Linked DNA regions of Homo sapiens: region 1 is linked to region 2. The links are chromatin contacts, found by Hi-C or POLR2A ChIA-PET in ENCODE. All regions are on one chromosome and are shown on one strand. Each heading gives the region's core, a stretch centred on a gene start or an enhancer-like site at or near the end of the contact. The rest is flanking DNA. Distances are from core to core; before and after follow the strand shown. Region 1 has its middle 140 kb from the start of FAM3C. Region 2 holds the start of TES (testin LIM domain protein).

Evidence for each region. Hi-C counts contacts between places; a loop is a spot of excess contacts on that map. ChIA-PET counts read pairs that join two places held with the same protein, here RNA polymerase II (POLR2A). Pooled maps may share reads with other maps.
Region 1: a pooled map shows a loop between it and region 2 (6-fold over the local background). The contact joins the enhancer-like site here to the promoter of TES in region 2. A Hi-C loop is called at or near these places in 1 of 37 single-sample maps with no recorded cell type and 4 of 50 pooled maps. POLR2A ChIA-PET finds 5 or more read pairs at or near these places in 1 of 52 experiments (PC-9).

The regions. Positions count from the first base shown.
Region 1 is chr7:121,528,604-121,535,352 of GRCh38, reverse strand. No RefSeq gene overlaps it. Among named protein-coding and RNA genes, the nearest start is that of FAM3C, 140 kb to the right of the region's middle. Within about 2 kb of position 4,917, at least 10 of the 41 ENCODE cell types and tissues checked have a DNase peak (open chromatin) inside an H3K27ac peak, as active enhancers do; they include PC-9, where a contact is called at or near this core.
Region 2 is chr7:116,208,377-116,214,687 of GRCh38, reverse strand. TES (testin LIM domain protein) reads right to left here and starts at 4,149. Exons shown (of 7, transcript NM_015641.4): 1 at 3,954-4,149. The coding sequence starts at 3,980. RefSeq lists an enhancer at 3,221-3,460 and silencers at 3,821-3,910, 4,051-4,250, 4,005-4,267, 4,301-4,430.

The sequences.
Region 1 (6,749 bases), core at 3,668-6,167, 5.3 Mb before region 2:
CTTTGAAGTTATATTCTGTAGACTGTATAGCCTACAGAAACTGTACAAACTGAAACACAGAAGACTAAAATAAAATCCCAAAACCTAATGACTTCTGGGAAAATATATAGCAGTATAACATATAACATTTGTGTAACTGGTGTCTGAGGGGGAGAAAAGTGAATATAAAAGAAAAACATTTAAAGCATCAAGGCAAACATTTTTTCCAAATTCCATTTTTAAAACTCTATCCAGAAATCCAAAAACTCATCAATCCCCCAAGCAATAGAGAAGAAAAATCCTTAAATGTATTACAATCAAATTACTAAATACTAATGATACCCAGAAAATCTCAAAAGCAGACAGAGACAAAACTTATATTGCATGTGTGGAACAATAATAAGAATCATCACGGAACTCTCATCAGAAACAACATGGGCTAGAAGACAATGGAGTCACAACTTTAAAGTGTTGAAAGAGAAAACAGGATGTATAGTCAAAGAAAATATAATTCAAAAATGAAGACAAAATGAAAATATGTGCAGATAAAAGCTGAGAGAATTCACCACTAACAGACCAACATTACAAGATAAGTTGAATGAAATCCTTTAGGCTGAAAAAACATATGTATCTAAAACATGTAGCTAAAGAAACATGTATCTAAGGAAACGTGTCTAAAGGAAGGAATGAAGAACACACCAAATGGTTCGAATACAGGCAACTGTAACAGACCTTTTCCTTGCTTCTTAATTTTTAAAACACAATTGATTGTTCAAAGCAAAAAAATAATGATTGTATTTTGGTGGCCATAGCATATTTAGAAATAAAGTACATGAAAAAAATAAGAAGGAGGGAGTATATGAAAGTGTACTGTTGAAATATCTTACATATGAAGTGTGCAATGTTAATTCAATGTGGATTGTAATAAGTTAAAAGTGTTTATTTTAATCCTCAGTAAAACAAAGTTTTTTAAAAAATAGTTTTAGCTAAAATGCCAATAGAGAAGATACTACTAAATATACTCAGTAATTCAAGTCAAGAAAAGGAAGGGAGAAAAAGGAATGAATAAGAAATGAGACAAATAGAGAACAAACACCAAATGGTGGACTTGTGGCCAAATATATTAATAATTGTATTAAATATAAATAAAGATTTTATTGTCAAGATTGTCAGATTGAATGAAAAAGCAAGGCCAAATGATGTACTGTTTGTGGAAGATAAACTTTAGATATGAAAAAATATAAAAATGTATTATTACAGTTGGATACTTTAACATACCTCTCTCAGTAATCAATATAGTTAGGGACAACCAAATCAATTTATATATAGACAATTTGAACAGCACTATCAATCACCTTATCCTAGTTGATATTTATTGAATGCTATCCCCAAAATTAGAAGAATATATATATTTTTCAAGTTCTCACAGGTAAAAGTATACATTAAATTCTTGTATTAGTAAAGAAGAAAGGTCACAATCAGTTATGTAAACTTCTACCTAAAGAAAATTTAAAAAAGAAGAACAAATTAAACCCAAAGTAAGCAGAAGTAATGAATAATAAAGATAGGGGTAGGAATCAGTGAAGTAGGAAACAGAAGAACAATAAAGAAAGCCAATGAAGCTGAAAGCTGGTTCTTTGAAAATACCAGTATCATTGATAAACCTCTAATCAAACTGAACAAAGAGAGACAGGGAGGAAGAAAGAAAGAAAGTCAGCACACAAATTCACATTTTCAGGAAAGAAAGGAGGAGGCCTGGCACAGTGGCTCACACCTGTAATCCCAGCACTTTGGGAGGCCAAGGTGGGTGGATCTCTTGAGGTCAGGCGTTTGAGACCAGCCTGGCCAACATGGTGAAACCCCATCTCCACTAAAAATACAAAAAATAGCCAGGCGTGGTAGTGAGTGCCTGTAGTCCCTCTTACTCAGGAGGCTGAGGCAAGAGGATCACTTGAACCTAGGAGGCGGAGATTGTGGTGAACCAAGATCGTGCCACTGCACTCCAGACTGGGCAAGAGAGCGAGACTCTGTCTCAATTAAAAAATTAAAAGAAATAAAACCTTTAGGAAGAAATATCAAGTTTACACAGACTTGTAGACAAATAGAGGAGGAAAAGTCACTTTCCAATTCATATTATGGGGAAAGAGTAACCTTGATACTAAAACTATATATGGACATTACGAAAAAGGAAATTAGAAACCAATAGCACTCATAAACATAAGCATAAAAATATATTTCCAAACCAAATTCATTAATTTATAAAAAGAATAATACAATGTATCTAATTATGGTTTAATTCAGTAATACAAGATTGATGTGATAGTTTAAAAATGTAACACATTAACAAGTTAAAGAAAAATCATGTGAGCATTTCGATAGATGCCAAAAATGTGTTTGACAAAATTCAATATCAATTAAAAATTGTTTTAAAACTCCCAGCTAACTCTAAATAGAGAGAGTTTCCAATCTGTTCAAAGGCATTTGCAAATAAACAAAACCCCTAAAAGCATAGAAAACATTTATACCTAACTGTGAAAGGATACTTCCCTTTCAGTATTGGATACAAGGAAAGGATGGCCACTCCAACCACTTATATTGAGTGTTAGACTTTAGAGACTCACTATGGTATAGCGCGGGGCTCTCTCTCTGCTTGGAGTACTTCTGTAATGCATCTAGCCTGCTGACCCAGGTAGGCCTTTGTCTGCTGAAACTTTAGCCAATGTGCATTCAGAACATCTATACCTACCCCCTAATGTGGAATAATGAGACTTCAGGGGACTCCATATAATGCACTACTTCTCTGTTTTTAGGTTATCCCCAATAAAACCTATATTATATCTGTATTTTGTTTGTGATACGTTTGCGTGGATACTGAATATATCCTGGAATTTATTCATACATATTTTAAACAAACATATTCTAAATGATGTTTATGAAAATTTATTACATGTATTATTTTTAGTAATAACAAAATATCAAAAATAAATAACTGCTCAGTAATAGAGTGCTGGTTAAATAAAGTAGGTATATCCAACAAATAGAGTGTTAGTCATAAAAAATCAAGAAATTCATTGTGTAACATGTAATGATCTCCAAGATACAATCGTAAGTGAAAGAACAATGCAAAGAAAACTATATAATTGAAAAATAAGGGATAGAGATAGGCAGATAGATATGTATTTATTTGTATATGCATAACATATCTCTGTAAGGATAAACAAAAGGAGTTCAGTATTAGTTAATTCTAGAGCAGGGAATTTGTTGCCAGAGTAACAATATGGAAGGGAGATTTTTGTTATACCTTTTCTTCCTTTCGAATGTTGAACCATCTTAACGTATTAACTAACCCAAAATGAAATCCAGTTTAAATTTAAAAAAATCTCGTTGCTGTGAATCACAGTAACATTTAGTTCTGTCCATGTAGTTCTATACCTAGCACATGGGATATCTCCTGCTGTTATGCATAAGATAGGTTGAAATGTGATAATGGGATTAGAATCTAGACAAGGGGATAGGATAGTGCAGACACAGATGATGACAATGAATGTTATGTGCCAAGTTCCACGACACAGTAAAAAAAATCTTTAATTTATATGAGTCAGACTTGAAGTCTCTTATGTGCAAAGCTGTGCTGAAAAGACATGTCGTAGGGACAGTTCTACAACCCCACCTTTCTTCCCTTGCCGCTACATGCCTGTCTTCCTGCTTAATCCTGCTGCCATGTAAAAACAGCTGCCTCTCACTTGTCCCCCACTTGACCTTATTTTATCTGATGCTTTAAAATCCCATTTCACGCAGTCAAAGCTAGCAAAGAAGATAAAGCAGGATTTAGAAGAAGATGGATAATAGAAGGGAAAGGAAGAAAAGCTTTCCTGTGATAAAAATCTGGAAATCTAACCACCAAATTGTAACGTAATTTATATGGGAAAATTCATTTTTGTTTTCTACACAACCAGAACATCAATAAAACACTTTGAAAGGTAACCTGTTTGTAAATTGAGGAACTTCTATGCTTATACTTCCACATGGAGGCATGAAGACTGAGTCACAACGGCAAAAAAAAAAAAAAAACTCCTCAAGATTGATACTTAGACCCATTTAGCAAGGAGGCCTTCTTTTTCTTGAAAATAAATATTATATTGAATTCCATTTACGTATAGTTAATGCTGGCCAGTTTGTGGAGATTGTGGAAAAGCAAAAAAAAAAAAAAAAATGTTAGCACAGGCTTCAAGGGACAATTCTAAAGACCTTCAAGACAGTGACTTCAAGTAGCTTTTTTCCCTCATCTATCACTGACACAAAAATATGTGAAACAGATGGTGGTTCTTGGCTATATATAGTTTTTGTTGAAACTTGTTAAAAACAGTTTGGATCATGATTAAGAAATCTTACCACCTCTTAGCTGAAACATACCCCAAGGTTTTTCTTAGAAGGTGTTAGAAAGGCAGCTGATGATTATAGTCAATGTTTCCTTCTTCTACAAATAAAAAAAAATCTAAAACCACCAATGGCCTTCTGGATACAAGCAAATAAATACACAAAATCAAAGACAACTGGGAGATGTTCATAACTAGTCTAGTTTTTTTATTGAATAAACAGCTGTACTTTGGGTTATTGACATACATATACATTATATGAACTCTTACTTTGACTTAACTTTTTTCTTGCATGAGTCATTGTAGTCATTAGACTGTTTACTGTTTCCTGTTTTGCCCTCCTGGGTGCTGAGTAGATTGACACGTCTTTGCTCCCTTGTGTTTGAATGGGGCTGTGTGATTCATTTGAGCCAGAGAGTTGTGAACAGTGTGTGGTGTGGCTCCCCTGGGCCTGTGCACTTAAGTACCAATGCCAGACCGCAAAAAATTTTTTGTTCCTTTGTCACATTAACCAGAAACAAGTAAGATAGTGGCCACTCTTGCAGCTGAGTTCCTTGACTGACCACAAGAAGCAAAGTTTCATTACCGAACTGTCGTGGACATGCATCAGGAGTGAGAAATAAAGCTGTATTGTTTTAAGCCCTGAAAGTTTTTAGTTTGTTTATTACTGTAGTGTAATCTAGCTTACCCTGACTGATACAGATCATGCTGAAGTCACTGGCAATAAAGCAACAGCCAATGACTTGCCAATGGAAAGGCAGAGAAAAGGAAGGTCTATTCCCAGAGAGAGCATTGCTTTTTCCACGTGAAACAGGACAAAAAAGCAAACAAACAACAAAACAAAAAACAAGTATTCCCAGGCATATATCTGCAATGCTACAGCTGTCCTTTAAGAATGACTCTCTTAATTATGCTCTCGTGATTGCCAAAACATAGAAGCCACTGGAACGAATTTGAGTAAAAAGGATTATGGGATCATTAGGATCTCATAAGTGAAGAAAATCTTAGGAGGTGGAGGAAAAAAACATTAAAAGAAAAACACGTAAGAAAATTAGAGAACCAGTTCAGGAAGTTGACTGGGATTTCTACAAGAAAGAAAAATGAAGGAGATAAATTAGGAATTAAATATAGTTTTCTAGAAATGAAGTTTTTAAAATTTCAGATTGAAAAAAATCCACTGAATTCTCTGCATAAAGATTGAAACCTAACAAGATACACCATGCTGAAATATCAGAATACTGGTGACCACGAGAGGATTCTAAAAAGTCTAGGAGAAACAGGGGTAGGAAGAAAGAAACTGAGAGAGAGGAAAAAGAAAGAAAGGAATGAAGGAAGGAGAAGAGAGAAAGGGAGAAGAAGAGAGGGAGGGAGGAAGGATGGAAGGAAAAAAGAAAGGAAGGAAGGAAGGAAGGAAGATTTCTGACAAAGCATCAATAATCATAATGCATTCTGTATTAGGATGGCATTAGGTGTTGTGTAAAATAGAATCAAACTATAAAATAGCTCAAACATATTAGTTTATTTCTTGTTCAGGTAAAAATCCAAAGTTTCTAGTTAATGGGCAGTTTTTATTTAGTACATCAGGGACTAAGGAACTTTCTTATATTGGGGGTTTCTGTTCTCTAGAATGTCATTATCACCACATTCAGCTGGAAAAATGGTGGGGGGAAGTATGTAGGAAACGTATTATTTTCTTAAAGCCTTTGATCAAGAAGAAAACACGTCACTTTTACTAAAACTGCATTAATACCAGAGCAATCATAACTATAAGCAAGGCTGAAAAAATGCAGCATTGTTGTGCAACATGGAATAAGAGGGACAGGATTTTTAGTGACTAGCCAGCAGTGTAGAGGGAGTAAGAAGGCCCAGTGAGTTCACTAGCAGTAAAGAGGGCTGGTTTCCTTTAGGATCTAAGAAAATAAAATGATGCTTCTGTGCAGGTGTGCAACTGTGCAATAAAAAGAGCATCAAATAGTAAAAGTTTGCGATGCTTGCTTGGAACTGAATCATTTTGATATGACTAATTAGGAAATATGGCTTCATGTGTATTATTATACTGGCACCTGCTGGGTGATATAAATTTGGTGGGTCTCTTTAGGGATATGTTGGCAATACTCCCTTTCTTGGAAAATGCTTAAGGAAGCTTCAGCTGGAAAGGAGACTCTCATGGGGATCCTGAGACACATGAGATTCTGGTTACCATCTTTGCATCTTTTTCTATCAAACAAACCACACTCTACAGCAATATCTGGAGTAGTGCTTCTGTCCTGTGACAAGAGTGGAGAATTATCTTCACATTTTCACCTGGAATGTATTTCTACCCTACAATTTAGTACTCTGCCAAATTACCAATTACACATGAGAATAGAATAAAGACATTTCCACATATGCAGT
Region 2 (6,311 bases), core at 2,900-5,399:
AATCAATAGAAAACCTACTATAGTTTTTTTCTCCAACCAATATTCAGGACAATTAAGAGAAAGGGACTTTTCATATTCTACCAATGTAATGAATCACACCATGGGTTAGAATAGTTTTATAAAAGCCTGGCCGAGGACCACTCATTTTCTTCTGCACTTGTTCAGAGAGGCAGAACACCTCTAAAGCAAAGCCCTGGATGTGCCTTGCCCTACCTTTACCCTTAGTCTTGCCAATGGTTCTTGCAGCAAGAATGGCTTCAAGCCTGGAATGCAATTGTAGATTTGAGCATCCAGGTCACCATATATTGCCTTTTCCACTTCAACCAGGGGCTACCTAAGGCAAATAACTCATTCTAATTTCCAATGGAAATAATCTTTGTAGTTTAGTCCTTTTTCCAATAGTATTCATTTGGTTTCACTATGCTTTTTTGGCTAATGACAAAGGTTTTGAAAACAAGTTTGGATACAGAGAAAGGGGATTTTTAGTAACATGTAATCTTTAAAATGCATCATATTTTTAAAAAGTAAAATTAAAGAAATAAGAGTCTTAAGAAAAGTATGCAAAATATTAGGATTAATCAAAATAAAGGGGTTAGAGGAGAGAAAAAATGAACACGGTAAAATGAAAAAGCCCTGCAGCAATTCCAGGCAGTAAAAGGGAAATTATTGTAGTTCTCTTTCTCTGTTGGTATGTTCTTAATTGAAAAAAAATATTTCTCATGGGAGAGTAACACAGAAAGGAAAGAGGAAAACAGCTGGCTGTTGGCCATGATTTACCATTCACCGCAAAATGAGACTGTTTCTGCTTCTCAAAGTCCACTGTTTTTCCCAAGCAGACATGGACCATACTGACACAAAGCCAATTAAGATGAGACTTAAAAAATAAGAAAGAGGTCTAGATGTGTAACTCAGAAGACAGGGCAAGGACATAGAATCAATTCTGTTCTAAAGTATTATTAAAACAAAAACTTTGTATAACCAAACTAGCTCCCACATCCTAGCAACAGCTCGCTTTCTTCAAACAAAACAAAATATAGCAAAATCTAATTATAAAAACCCCTTGTCTTTGTGATGGTGGGTTTTAACTGGTAATTAATCCCAATTTGTACAACTGATGTGGACGAGCTTTCCTTTTACAAACCAAGAATTTTATAATAGTATCATCTATCTCAATCACTGTTTAATAAAGACAGTCCTCCTTAATTCTTTTTACATGAAATGTTAATGTGGAACAATGATGCTTTTCATCTGTCTGGAAGAAATTCCTCATGAAATCAACAATGTAAAAGTTTTAGAAGGAAAAAATGTCATACATCTTAAAACAGAAGTCATATTAGTTGTATTTAAATGGTTGTATCTTTGTTCCAACTTTTAATCTTCCTTTTCTCAAGGTACATTCAAACTATAAATTTTCTTGAATAACTGAGTCAAAAAGAAAGGAGACTTGAAAACTAGGTACCAAAATAGGGTGAGGACTCTGCTGGTAAATCAGATAGTCTTGTAATATTTCCTTCTTTGGACGTGTTAGAAAACAATTGCTAAAAGGAACATAAATTTCTTTTTGAGAGTATGGCTAAGATTGTGAAATACATTCCTGAGATTTCCAAATTTTGTACTGGGAAACTTTTTGTTAGACTATCAAGCCTATTAAGGGACTCACAAATTGGAGTCATACGGGACATCTCTGCGGTTTTTTAATAGCTTCCAATTTACCAGTTGAGGATTCTAAGAATCATCAGTGAAGACAACGTAGTGAAACAGGGATTTGTTATATCATGGGATTCTCTCTAAAACCTTTAATTTATGGAATTCTTTCTGGGGTGGTAGAGGCGGAGAAGAGGAGGATTAGAGAAAGTTAAGATTCTTGGTTGAAAATATAACTTTTAAAAGTAAAGTGGGGGATAAACGAGGAAAATTACACCATATGTCAAGGGCATTATTTATCATAATCCACATTTTCAAACTCTAAGGAAATTGTTTATAAACAACGTCTGGATTTTTCCTTTGCAAGCATATACAATTTTTAAGTTTGAACTTCTTCCCTCAGAATTACTCCTTGTCTCAAAAAGTTTCAAAAATGTCTTTGATTTTTCTCCCCCTATTAAACAGACTTTATTTTTAAAGCATTTTTTAGCTTCACAGCAAAATTGAGCAGAAAATTCGAAGTTCCCATGTACCTCCCCCATGCCTTCCTGTCTCCAGCAGCCTCCCGGACTACCAACAACCCGTATCAGTGCAGTACATTTGTTACAAGTGATGAAACACATTGACACATCATTATCCCCAACATACATAGTTTACATTAGGGTTTACTCTTGGTGTTCTACATTCTATGGATTTTGATTAATGTATAATTACATGTATCAGCCATTTTATAGTATCATACAGAATAGTGTCATTACCCTAAAAATCCTGTGCTTCACCTGTTCATCCTCGGCAGCCCAAAATATGTTTACTTTTGCAAAGTTGTCTTCAAATAAATACTTAAAAGCAAGGACAAGACCCCCCAAGTTTTAGACAAGTACTAAATTAAGTAGCTCTTACCTACTTGAAAACTAAATGAGAGTAGTATTCATCAACAGAAAGCTAAGCGGGCAAAATGCTTTCCCCGCTTTTCCCCCATGACAAGCAAGATTAACCAAAAATATTACAGTTATTTAAAAGAAAAAAAGAAAGAAACCAAATGGGAAGAGAATAGAATGCAATCACGCTACCATTAACAATTTATGTTTTTCTGTTCTTGGATACCTTTTTGAGTGCCTGAGAATTTTAGTCGCAAGGAATGAAAAAAACTGTTTTCTCATTTCGAGTTTTTATTGGTCAATAGCTTCCTAACCGAAAACTCTGCAGTCCTAACACAATATTTTGTATCCATTTTCAAAAATCCAGTTCTGGGCATAAAATAGAATTAATGCTCAAGTCAAAAACTTTGTGTTTAGAAGATAAAATATTAGGAACCATGAGTATGAGAAAAACAAAAACTGTTTTCTGTATTTTTCCCTTCCTCTCTCTGCAAAACTTCTCTATTTGATAAGGGACAGCTAGCTTAAATTTACCACAAAGTAAAACATGAGCAAATCCCCTGGAACGAGGAGAACTTTCGCACAGGGCAATTCACTCGAATGTGACATCAGCATTCCTTCTGAGTCATAGTCTGGTCCCCACCCTTTTCTCCCAGGCGACACCAGGCTCCGCATAACCCGGGAGTGGCTCAGGTAGGGCCGTCGGTTCCAGTGCCTGCGAGGCAGCAGCCAAGCTGAAAATGTCTCCCTGCGCTGAGACGCTGGTGACAACCGCCCTTTGGGACTACCTGCCAAACAAGGAGAATGCGCTCTTTGACAGATAATTCCCTAAGAGGGAGGCACTGCCTCGGTCGGTAGACAAGTAATGAATGACCGAAAAAAAAATCACATTAGAAGTTATCACCAGCACGGGTGCGAAGGCAGTGCATTAAATCAACACTCATTTTAGAGCGCCCCAGACAGCCCAGCCGGAAGGGAGGAGATCAGAGCTGTCAAAGCACAGCAGAGCCCCAAACCACAAAGGCTTAATGAAATTCAACTTCCTGAGCCAGGAAGTGTCACGGTCTCGCCCGCACTCGCCCTAAGCTCGTCCTTTCCTTTTGAGGAGGCACAGGCAGAGCTGAAACATCTTAAGTAAAGTTTCCAACACCTACAACCACTGGGATTCCGTGAGACTGGAGAGAAGAGTCCCGCGCCCGCCCTCGCTCGCGCTTCCAATTCTGTCGCTCCCGAGTGTGGGGAGCTGGCGGGGCCGCCGAGCACCTCCTCTACCCAGGGGGCCAGGTCCCTGGGCCCGGGGCACCGCAGACCCAGAGCCGGGCTCACACCGGGGGGCCCGCGAGCCCCACCCACCTCGGCACCTCCGGCCGCCGCGCGCCGCGCGACCCGCGCAGGTGAAGCAGCCGCCGCCCGCCACGAGCGCCCCCCTACCTTCTTCACTTTGTTTTCCAGGTCCATGTTAACGCGTCCTATGGGTCCCCTCCTCCTCCTATCCGGGATCCCACGGCCGGGTTCAGCTGGCCTCCGGCTCCGCTGCGAACACGGGAAACCTGCGGAACTCCCGCGGCGCCGCTCAACAGCCACTCGCCCGGCGCCGTCGAACTTCCGCCGCCCAGTCCGCCGCAGCGGGCCTGCGGCCCGGACCCGGGAACAAAGGGGGCCGGGCAGCCAATGGCAGCCGGGCAGCTCCGGGCCGCCGCCAATCACCGAGCGCCGCACGCACCTTCGCGGCCCGAGCGCGGCGCTGGCAAGGTGAGAGGCGGGGCGGCGTCCGAGGCGGCGCCCTGCTGGGCAAGCTCAGTGACCCTGACCTGGTCTCCGAAGGGATTCTCTGGGCGTCCACGGGCCGGCTTCTAAAGAGCTGGGATCCCCAGCCTCCCTCTAGCTGAAGATGGAGAAGAACTTTTTCCATTTGGCAATTTGTACCTGTGTTTGCCCAGGACTTTTTATTTGGGTCAAGGGGAATAGTTATCCCAATACTAACTTCTCAGTTTATTTTCAGGGTAAAGAGAGAAAAAAAAGAGAGAGAGAGAGATTGTAGGGATCGTTAGGGATTCCTGTGATGGACCTTGGGCACTAAATTCAATATTGCGTTGTGGAGATGCCCTTTCCTCAATTGCTTTTTTCCACAATCCCAAATACTGTCAAGAAACCGTATCTTACATCCCTAAAGTCAGCGAAGATTCTTAGATTGTTTTCTGAGCATTGGGTTGTTCAAAAGTAAAGATGATGTGAATCACTTCAGAAACAGGTTGTGTCATTCCTTTGGAAGCAGAGGGTTGCCCTTTGTCTCTGTGTGAGATGGTGCTAGGCCTATCGCGTGCTCAGGCTTTGATGAAGCAGAGTCATCACATTGGTGCACCAAAGCTGAATTCATTTCATGCCCTAATTCAGGAGCAATTGCATCTAATACCATCAGATTGGTCGGTCTGGAAGGGAGCCTAACGATTACTTAGTCTAGCTTCCTCACTTTGCAGGGAACTGAGGACTCCAGAGGTGCAGGGACCTGCCTAATGTCTTAGCCTGTTGGGGACAGAGGCATTGCTCATGAATCTAAACAACTTCTCAAAGATGTTTGGGGCTGGAAGCACAGCATGTTGACTAAGGAAAAAGAGCAGTCAATTTTCTTCAATTTGTGGTTATGGCAAAAAATAACATTGCCCAGACAGCAGGTGACCTAATTTGGCACCTACTTTTAAAAATAACAAAACAATATAAAACAAACAAACAAAAATTCCCTAATAATGCAGATATTCAGGTCCAGATGTATGTCTGCCTTGCCTCGAGAAATTTGGTAGCTAAAAATATCCAAAATTCATTTTAGCCAATACTTGCAACTCTGCTTACTTGATTATTTGTTAACACAGAGCATTGATTTATAATGTGCATGTTTCCTTTATCCTATTAAGAATTAAAACTGAAATTACCAAAATGAGTTATGCATTTTTCTTTTCAGCTGATGTAAAACTTTTCTGTGTCATTTTCCCAAACCACCTTGAAAGGTGTGGGCCCCTGCAAAGTCTGCCCGTTGTAAGTGTATAGGATCATGAGGTCTAGCTATGACAAGGCAATTTTGTTTCTTTCAGAGAGCTTAACAGATGGAAAATGTCCAGTAAAGCAATTTAAATAAGGCATCAAACAAATGTTGTAACATAAATTTTGGACCCTTATTTGATGAGGTTGCAGAGATGACACTAAGAAAACCATCTGGAAACTTTTTTTTTTTAACTGTCAACTTCTGCCTTTCTCCCATTCTTCCTTCCCAACCCTCTCAGCATTACATTGTGTGTGTGTATCATTGGCAAGGATGGAAATAGAAATTCAGTGAGTTTTATCTGGAATTATCACTGTGCCAATTATATAAAAATAATTATAGATTATGTATAAATTATAAAAATAAAATTGAGGTAGATAAGTGTTAAGAGAGTTAAATTGTAAGTTTTTGTTCAGTTATTCAGGTGTTAAGCTACAGTTATTAAGGAGGTAGAACTGGCATGGTTTGATGAGTACATGTAGTTGATGACAGTGGAATGAATAGAAGATGGCACACATTTCTATCTTGATCACCTCTATGGATAGCTCAGAAAGAGAGAAAATATAGGATGATGGTCAGGGTTTTGTTCAGTTGTGCATTCTTTGGGGCTGGTGGTGGACATAAAGGATACAACTTTTAATATATTGAGTTTGAGACTGAGACATTGAAATGAGTATCCAAATATACATCTTGAATGCTGATTTAGGAGTTCACATCCTACATAAATAAATAATTAAAGGCCAAGAAGTGAGATG